Regions from separate parts of the Homo sapiens genome. Here region 1 is linked to region 2. A link is a contact called in ENCODE Hi-C or POLR2A ChIA-PET data. All regions are on one chromosome and are shown on one strand. Each heading gives the region's core, a stretch centred on a gene start or an enhancer-like site at or near the end of the contact. The rest is flanking DNA. Distances are from core to core; before and after follow the strand shown. Region 1 overlaps BAIAP2 (BAR/IMD domain containing adaptor protein 2). Region 2 holds the start of RPTOR (regulatory associated protein of MTOR complex 1).

The links. A loop is a pair of places that touch in the nucleus more often than their neighbours do. ChIA-PET counts read pairs that join two places held with the same protein, here RNA polymerase II (POLR2A). Pooled maps may share reads with other maps.
Region 1: a pooled map shows a loop between it and region 2 (3-fold over the local background). The contact joins the enhancer-like site here to the promoter of RPTOR in region 2. A Hi-C loop is called at or near these places in 4 of 50 pooled maps. POLR2A ChIA-PET finds 5 or more read pairs at or near these places in 2 of 52 experiments (MCF 10A and T-cell).

The regions. Positions count from the first base shown.
Region 1 is chr17:81,092,994-81,096,435 of GRCh38, reverse strand. All of the region lies in intron 6 of BAIAP2 (BAR/IMD domain containing adaptor protein 2), which reads right to left. Among named protein-coding and RNA genes, the nearest start is that of MIR657, 31 kb to the left of the region's middle. RefSeq lists enhancers at 1-695, 1,313-1,607, 2,478-3,368. Within about 2 kb of position 1,480, at least 11 of the 41 ENCODE cell types and tissues checked have a DNase peak (open chromatin) inside an H3K27ac peak, as active enhancers do.
Region 2 is chr17:80,543,562-80,546,926 of GRCh38, reverse strand. RPTOR (regulatory associated protein of MTOR complex 1) reads right to left here and starts at 2,089. Exons shown (of 34, transcript NM_020761.3): 1 at 1,136-2,089. The coding sequence starts at 1,297. RefSeq lists enhancers at 742-1,568, 1,496-1,595, 1,876-2,235, 1,569-2,395.

The DNA of each region.
Region 1 (3,442 bases), core at 231-2,730, 550 kb before region 2:
TGGGGGTGCCTGCTTTGGAGGGAGCTATTCGGTGCCCAGAATCCCTTAAGTGGGGCAGCCTCAGGAATGTGTGTGAGGTTCCATGGAGAAACCCCCAACGCACCCCATCATGAGGATTCTGTGCCCTCCCTGGGGACTTTTCCAGCGGTGGCCGGCCCGGAAAGCATGGTGGGCAGAGAGCTCAGGGCCAGAGAGCACTCAGCAGGAGATCCAACGCCTGGCAAAAGAAACTGAGGCACTGAGAAAAGGCAGGCCCAGGGGGCTGCCCAGAGCCACGGCCTCCACACTGGTTGCTGTCTGAATAGGACTCGGGGGAAGAGAAGGTGCTGCTTGGAGTGGTCACCCCAGGACAGCAGTGTAAACTAGGCTGCAGGGCCCCCTGGGTCTCCTCACCCTGAGAACGGCACCTTCCAAACTAAGGCCCCTGGAGCTGCTCCGGTTGCCCACCCTACAGGCGGTTTCTGGGTTTTTAGGCTACGGTACTTTCTCACGCTCATGCTCAGTTCCCCAGGGGAGAGTACAGCGAGGGGTACTGGCCTCATTAGCAGGGTACGGCAGCCTCCCTGGCCGGGAAGAGAGTTGGTGTTTTATTTTTAAGTCTTCCACTTACTCAAAGGAGCCCCGTAAATGGCTGGGAGTGGCACACAGGTCACAAGAGAAACCCAGGGGAAGTCGGGGGAGAGACAGAAAGTACGGCTGCACGGTGCTCTGGCGGGGCCCCTCCAGATCCTGGGGACAGGGAGGAGAGATGTTCCCAGAGCAGCAAGGCAGGGATGGCCAGCCCCCGAAGGACGGGGGGAGCTGACACCTCCTGCCTTGGAGCCCCCACATGAGCATCTGGCTATGGCAGAGCCTGAGTCAGCGCATGACATGCGGCTGCCACTCTGTCTAGGAATGACAGCTGCCTCTCCTCACCTGCTGTTCCAGGACACTGACTCCTCATACAGAGAGGCCACGACTGTACAGGGCAGATCCTGGAAATCTAGGCCAGGCAGGAGCTTCACCACACAAGGGGCCGGTGCGGGGACGGGGAGGAGAGGAGGTGGCGGCCAGCACTGCAGGGCCCGGCCAACTGTGACCTGCTGTTGGACGGGGATGACCTATACGGGGCACGTCCGAGCTGTGTGGAAAGTGCAGGGGACAGAGCACGGCCTGGTCTGTACCTCCTACCTGGCAGCCCGGCCATTTACAACGGCCCTGAGCCTGCCCCATGGGCAGGCAGTCCCAGTGGCTGGCCCCCTCCAGTCCCCGCCCGCCGCTGAGCCACCGGCTGCGTGCTTAGCTGGGTGCCATGGCGACAGCACTATGGAAACACCCAGCTGAAAGCATTTAAGACCCACAGAATGCTCCCACTTAGTCACCCTGGGCTGAACAGCCCCGTGATCAGAGAAGACAAAAGTGATCAGAACACATCTCTCCTCTCCGCAGCATGCGGTGACTCAGAGTGGGGGAGGGGCATTCCAGAAAAAACCAAGGCGGCTTTGGTTTACCTCATCCGCCACGGCTGCTGCAGCTTTCCCACGTTCTTTAACCCCCCAGGTCCCCTGCAGCATATGAATGAGAACGTAATTCTTGGCCTTCAGCTGTCACCATGGGTAACACTTACTCGAAAGGATGCGGCTGCGGACCGGTCAGCTGTGGTGTGTGGGGTGAGAATCAGGTGCCCCAAGTAGCACATGGTCACTGGCCACCTGCAGGCTGCAGCCAGTGGCTGCTCTAAAACCCACTGACCAGGCCTCCCAGGCTGATGGGCACGGTACCCAGGCAGAGGAGGGAGGGCAGCATGGCAGGTGGTTAAAAGGAGATGGGAGGACCCTTAAATCTCACGCTGAACACACGTGCTCTGAGCAAGACCCGGGCTGGGCTGAGCAGAGGGTAAGCCGCACCCTCTGGCCCCGGTGGCAGGTGGAAGAGCTGGTCATTCCGCTCCCCAAGGAAGGCATTACAGGAAGATCCTCAGGAAGGGAACAGTGCCACTTTGGCAGGATCAGGGATCCATGAGCCCTGACGGTCCCCATTTTCCTGGGAAAAAGGCCCAGAGCTTTCAGCAGATTGGCAAGGGGTGCCCAGGAACAACAGGTCCCAACAGACCCACAGCTTGGTATTGGGATGGACAGTCTGGTGAGCACATGCCCACGGGCACAGGAGACAGCAGGTCGCTTCTGTCCACACCAGTGGGCTAGACACACAAACAGGCTAGAGGATCACAGACCAAGCTGTCCCCAAGAGCCAGCAAAGGGTTGGCAAGATGCAGGAGAAGTGGGGGCTAAGATGTTCGAGTGGCCCAGCCCTGAGGCTTGGGGAAGCAGAGTGCCCGACCCCTGGCTGCCCTGGCCCCGGGGACACTGAGGGTCCCTGTGTCAGCTGCGGATGCAGAAGCCCTGAGAGGGCTCCGTGGCTCCTGGCTCCTCACACTCCTGTTTTTCCTGGTCAGGACCCCTCAGAGATGTTACTCCAGAGAAACATGGCCACACGGCTGTCCTCACGGGGGTGGTGGGGGGGAGGGGTTGTCCACAGACAGCCTTAGCCTGAAGAGCTTTGTGAAAACGAGGATGGGCTTCACACCCCCCGCACGTCGCCAGACTCCACGCTGGCGATCACCGGCCCTGCTATTATCTTCTCTGAAGATCTGAACGAGGGTGCTTTGTCTCTGCTGTGTTAATTATACACCCTTTAAATAGCACGCATCTCTCCCCTTTCTCAGACCTCAATCCAGGCTATAGGCCTCGCACACCCAGAGATGGGGGGCAGCCGGAGGGGGGATCCTGGGGGCACCAATGCCCCCCACCAGCCCCCTGCATTACAGTGAGCAGAGCACCAGTGCCGCTTCCCAGGACCCCCACGATGATCCTGCCGGTGCTACGGAGCCCCCATGGTCTCTGGGAGGCAGCATCCCCAGGGATGCGGGGCCATCTCTCCCTCCTCACTCACGACCGGCCAGCGAGGGCTGCACCTGCCTCACCTCCCTCCTCCCCCATCATCTCAGAAAGGGAACAGGGGAAGGTAACCCAGCAGAAACCCTGGCTCTCCTTGTAGCCCCGGGCATCTCTGTCCAGAAAAGCCCCAGGAGGTGGTGAGTGGACAGGGCAATGCTACCCTCCTCTGCAGCAGGAGTTTCAGGCCGCTGAGGAAGCCTCCAGAGCTGGCTGAGCAGGGTCGTCCCAGGGCCAGCAAGTCGAGCCCATGCCCAGTGCGATTCTGAGCAGGGGCCCGGCTGCCCCACCCTCAGTGCACATGGGTTAGGAAGGACAAGTTGCATCCAGCGGGCCGGGGCTCCCTCCTCACACTCAGGTCCTCGTGCCCACAGCCCAGCCCAGCCCAGCCCAGCCCAGCCCAGCCCAGCCCAGCCCAGCCCAGGGAGTGGGTGGGCCACTCGCCTCCCACCCTGGGTTCCAGATGCAGGATGGGGCATGTGGACACGTCCCCCGGGCCCTGCTCCCTG
Region 2 (3,365 bases), core at 840-3,339:
CAGCTAATTTTTGTATTTTTAGTACAGACAGGGTTTCACCATGTTGGCCGGGCTGGTCTCAAACTCCTGACCTCAGGTGATCCGCCTGCCTTTGGGAGGCCTGCCTTGGCCTCCCAAAGTGCTGAGATTACAGGCGTGAGCCACCGCGCCCAGCCCAGAAGTGTAATCTTATATATGTTCAACATCATATACTAAAAAACAATAATATTCCATAAACATATACATAAGCCTAGAGAAAATCAAACATTGTAACACCAACTTCCTCTTTTATACCACTGAAATGTGCAAATAAAAGCAGCCTGGAGGGAGAAAATAACTTACAAAAAGACAAATTATAAGTGTGCATAGAGGAGAAGCAGTACTACCCTTTTGCTTTTGAGGCCAGGAAATAGATGGGTGTTTTATGAAGGACAAATCCAACAAAATTCGGCTGTTTTCTTTCCTACCAGCTGCTTGTGAGTCACTCTCCACACTCCAAACACCATGCGGACACCCTAAAACCTGCACCCAAGTCTCGACGCCTCATACCCTAACTCACGATTAAAGAAATCCTGTTTCCAAGTTACAGCAACAGGACACTACATAAAAGGAGGAAAATCTAGCTTCAAGAGAAATTGTTTAGAAGACTAGAATGAAGTTCAGTGTAACTTTATAATAACTTTGCACTAATTTGTTACTAGTTGAACATTTTCCAGTAATCTCATTTCCTAGCATAGTATATCAGACTTCTGCACTTCACCCAGCTTGGATATTTTAAAAAGTAGACTAATCATGTGGGTATAAAGATTATATCGCACGTTGTCCTTCCTCTAAGTGTTTACAGAACTAAGTAGTATGCCAAAGAGCATGTAAATACTCGCAATGCTCTATTTTCAAATTTGCTTAACTTTTATTATCTGAATTAGAACTTAGTTGGAATTGAATTAACACTACCCAGTGAATAATGACTAACCAAAACAGCATTTTCCATTTTCAACCAAAAACTGCAGTCTGAAATGGCTTTTGCTTTCTAGTTGACTTACAACGTGTGGCTAGGGGGAAATGTCGGCGCTTTCCCAAGGACACTTTTCGGGCTGTAAACTTTCTTTGTTGGGGAAACTACCAAGTTCAAGGGGTGCCTTCAGAATCCACTTACCCGATCCTTCATCCTCCAGCTCTGAGCTAAGGATTTGGAGCCTTCAATTTTCTCACAGTGCCTCTTTTTCATAAAAGCCAAAGGTAGGTTCCAGTCTGTAAGATCAGCCTCATCTTCCTCCCCCAGGCCCAGAAGAGGCGATTGCAGCATTTCGGACTCCATCAGTGGGGGAGGGGGTGGGGGAGTCCTTGGCAGCAAGCGCTCGAGAACCTCCAGCCTTAAAAACTAGCGTGTACCAGAATTGGTGAAATAAGAAACAAAAACGGGAAATCGAAAACCAAATGGATAAAGAGTGCGGAGACCCTTACTCAGGCAAAAGTCTGAGATCCTTATCTCTAACTCTGAGCGGGAAGTGGGGAGGTGGGGGCCGCTAGGAAATGGGGCAGCCCAAGAAGCTCCGCAGACACACACCACCCCAGGTCCCAAGCCACTGGCTGCTCCTGAGGCTGTACGTTTCCAGAGGGGCTGCGAGGGGAGCTGCCAAAAGCGTAAGAGACTTCAGGCCTCACGATGACCCTGCTCTCGGCCTCCACCGCCTCAGCAGTTCCGAAGACAGGCAGGCCGCTCTTGGTGCCGGTTCGCCCACTGGGCCGACTGGGCTGAGGTCTCCGGCCAAGGGATCGGGTTCAAAGGGCCCTGGGTCTCCTCCAGCCACTCTCAGCCCTGCGGGTCCCGCACTCGTCTGAGCTGCTGCAACCAGAGCCACGACCGGCCCATCGTGCTCGCCTGCACCCGGTTCCTCAACCTCAGGTCCGCGCGGCCTGGCTGGTCCTGGCCTTCAGCCCCGAGGCTCTCTCCTGCCTGAGAACGAGTCCTGAGAAACGGGCGACACGGAACCACGGAGGAAAGGGACAATGTGGGCTTATTGGGTCATGGGAGCTTTGCCCTCTGGTTTGGAGCTACAGTGAAACTCATCTCATCAGCCCATCAAGGAGGACGCCATATTGCCAGGACCCAGAATGCACCGCGGCCTACGGCGTGGCCGACAGACCAAACCTCCTCAGAGCGGTCTCTCCCCGCCACCCAGCATGCAGCGAAGGAGAAAGAGTCCCCGACCCCGTTACCTCGGTTACCATAATTCCGTTTTCCCCAGTTAATCGCCATTTGTTCAGTAGAGGCGTGTTATTAAAGTCAATCCTACAAATGAAACTGTCGGTTTAATTTATTTTTTCAAAAACATTGTCATTATAAATGAAGTTACATGCTCCTGAAATTAAAGGAATCAACCGCCTTGTTTCTTCCAGATTTTGAAAAAGCGGCAAAAGCTTCACTGATAATATTAGAAAATATTAAAAAGCACTGATAATATTAGAAAATATAGTACTTTTTTTTTTGGAGTGTAGTGTCCTCCACAGTGTCAATCAGATTTTCTCTTTAATTTTTTCATAGAGAACCAAGTGAAAGGCCGGGCGCCGTGGCTCACGCCTGTAATCCCAGCACTTTGGGAGGCCGAAGCGGGCAGATCACGAGGTCAAGAGATCGAGACCAGCCTGGCCAACATGGTGAAACCCCGTCCCTACTAAAAATACACAAATTAGCTGGGCGTGGTGGTGCGCGCCTGTAATCCCAGCTACTCAGGAGGCTGAGGCAGGAGAATTGCTTGAACCCGGGAGGCGGAGGTTGCAGTGGGCCAAGATCGTGCCACTGCACTCCAGCCTGGGAGACAGAGCAAGACTCTTCAGATGAAGAAGGGTCTGAAGCAACAGAAGAAGAGTCTGGAGCAAGATTCGATGAAAAAAAATTTCATCTAATACAATTTTTTGTTTAATCTGTTTCGTTTTCTGAGCAGTTTATCCTTTTTAAATTTTTTTCCCACTTCTTGGTAGCAGTAGTTTATTCTTATTTTGATATAGCTTCACGTGCAGACATCTAAAACTACATGTCTGTGCGTGGAGGCAAGCCTCTTGTGTGACTCTCTTTTTCAATTCAGGAAATTTGGCTCATTTACAATGTATAGAGAACTGTGTAAGGTGGACTATAAAACCAAATGTAGGCAGGGCACCGTGGCTCACGCCTATAATCCTAGCCCTTTGGGAAGCCGAGGAGGGTGGATCACGAGTTCAGGAGTTCGAGACCAGCCTGGCCAACATGGTGAAACGCCGTCTCTAATAAAAATACAAAAATTAGCTGGGCGTGGTGGCGTGCGTCTGTAGTCTCAGCTGCTCGGGAGGCTGAGGCAGGAGAAGAGCTGGAACCTGGGAGGCAGAGGTTGCAGTGAGCCGAGATTACA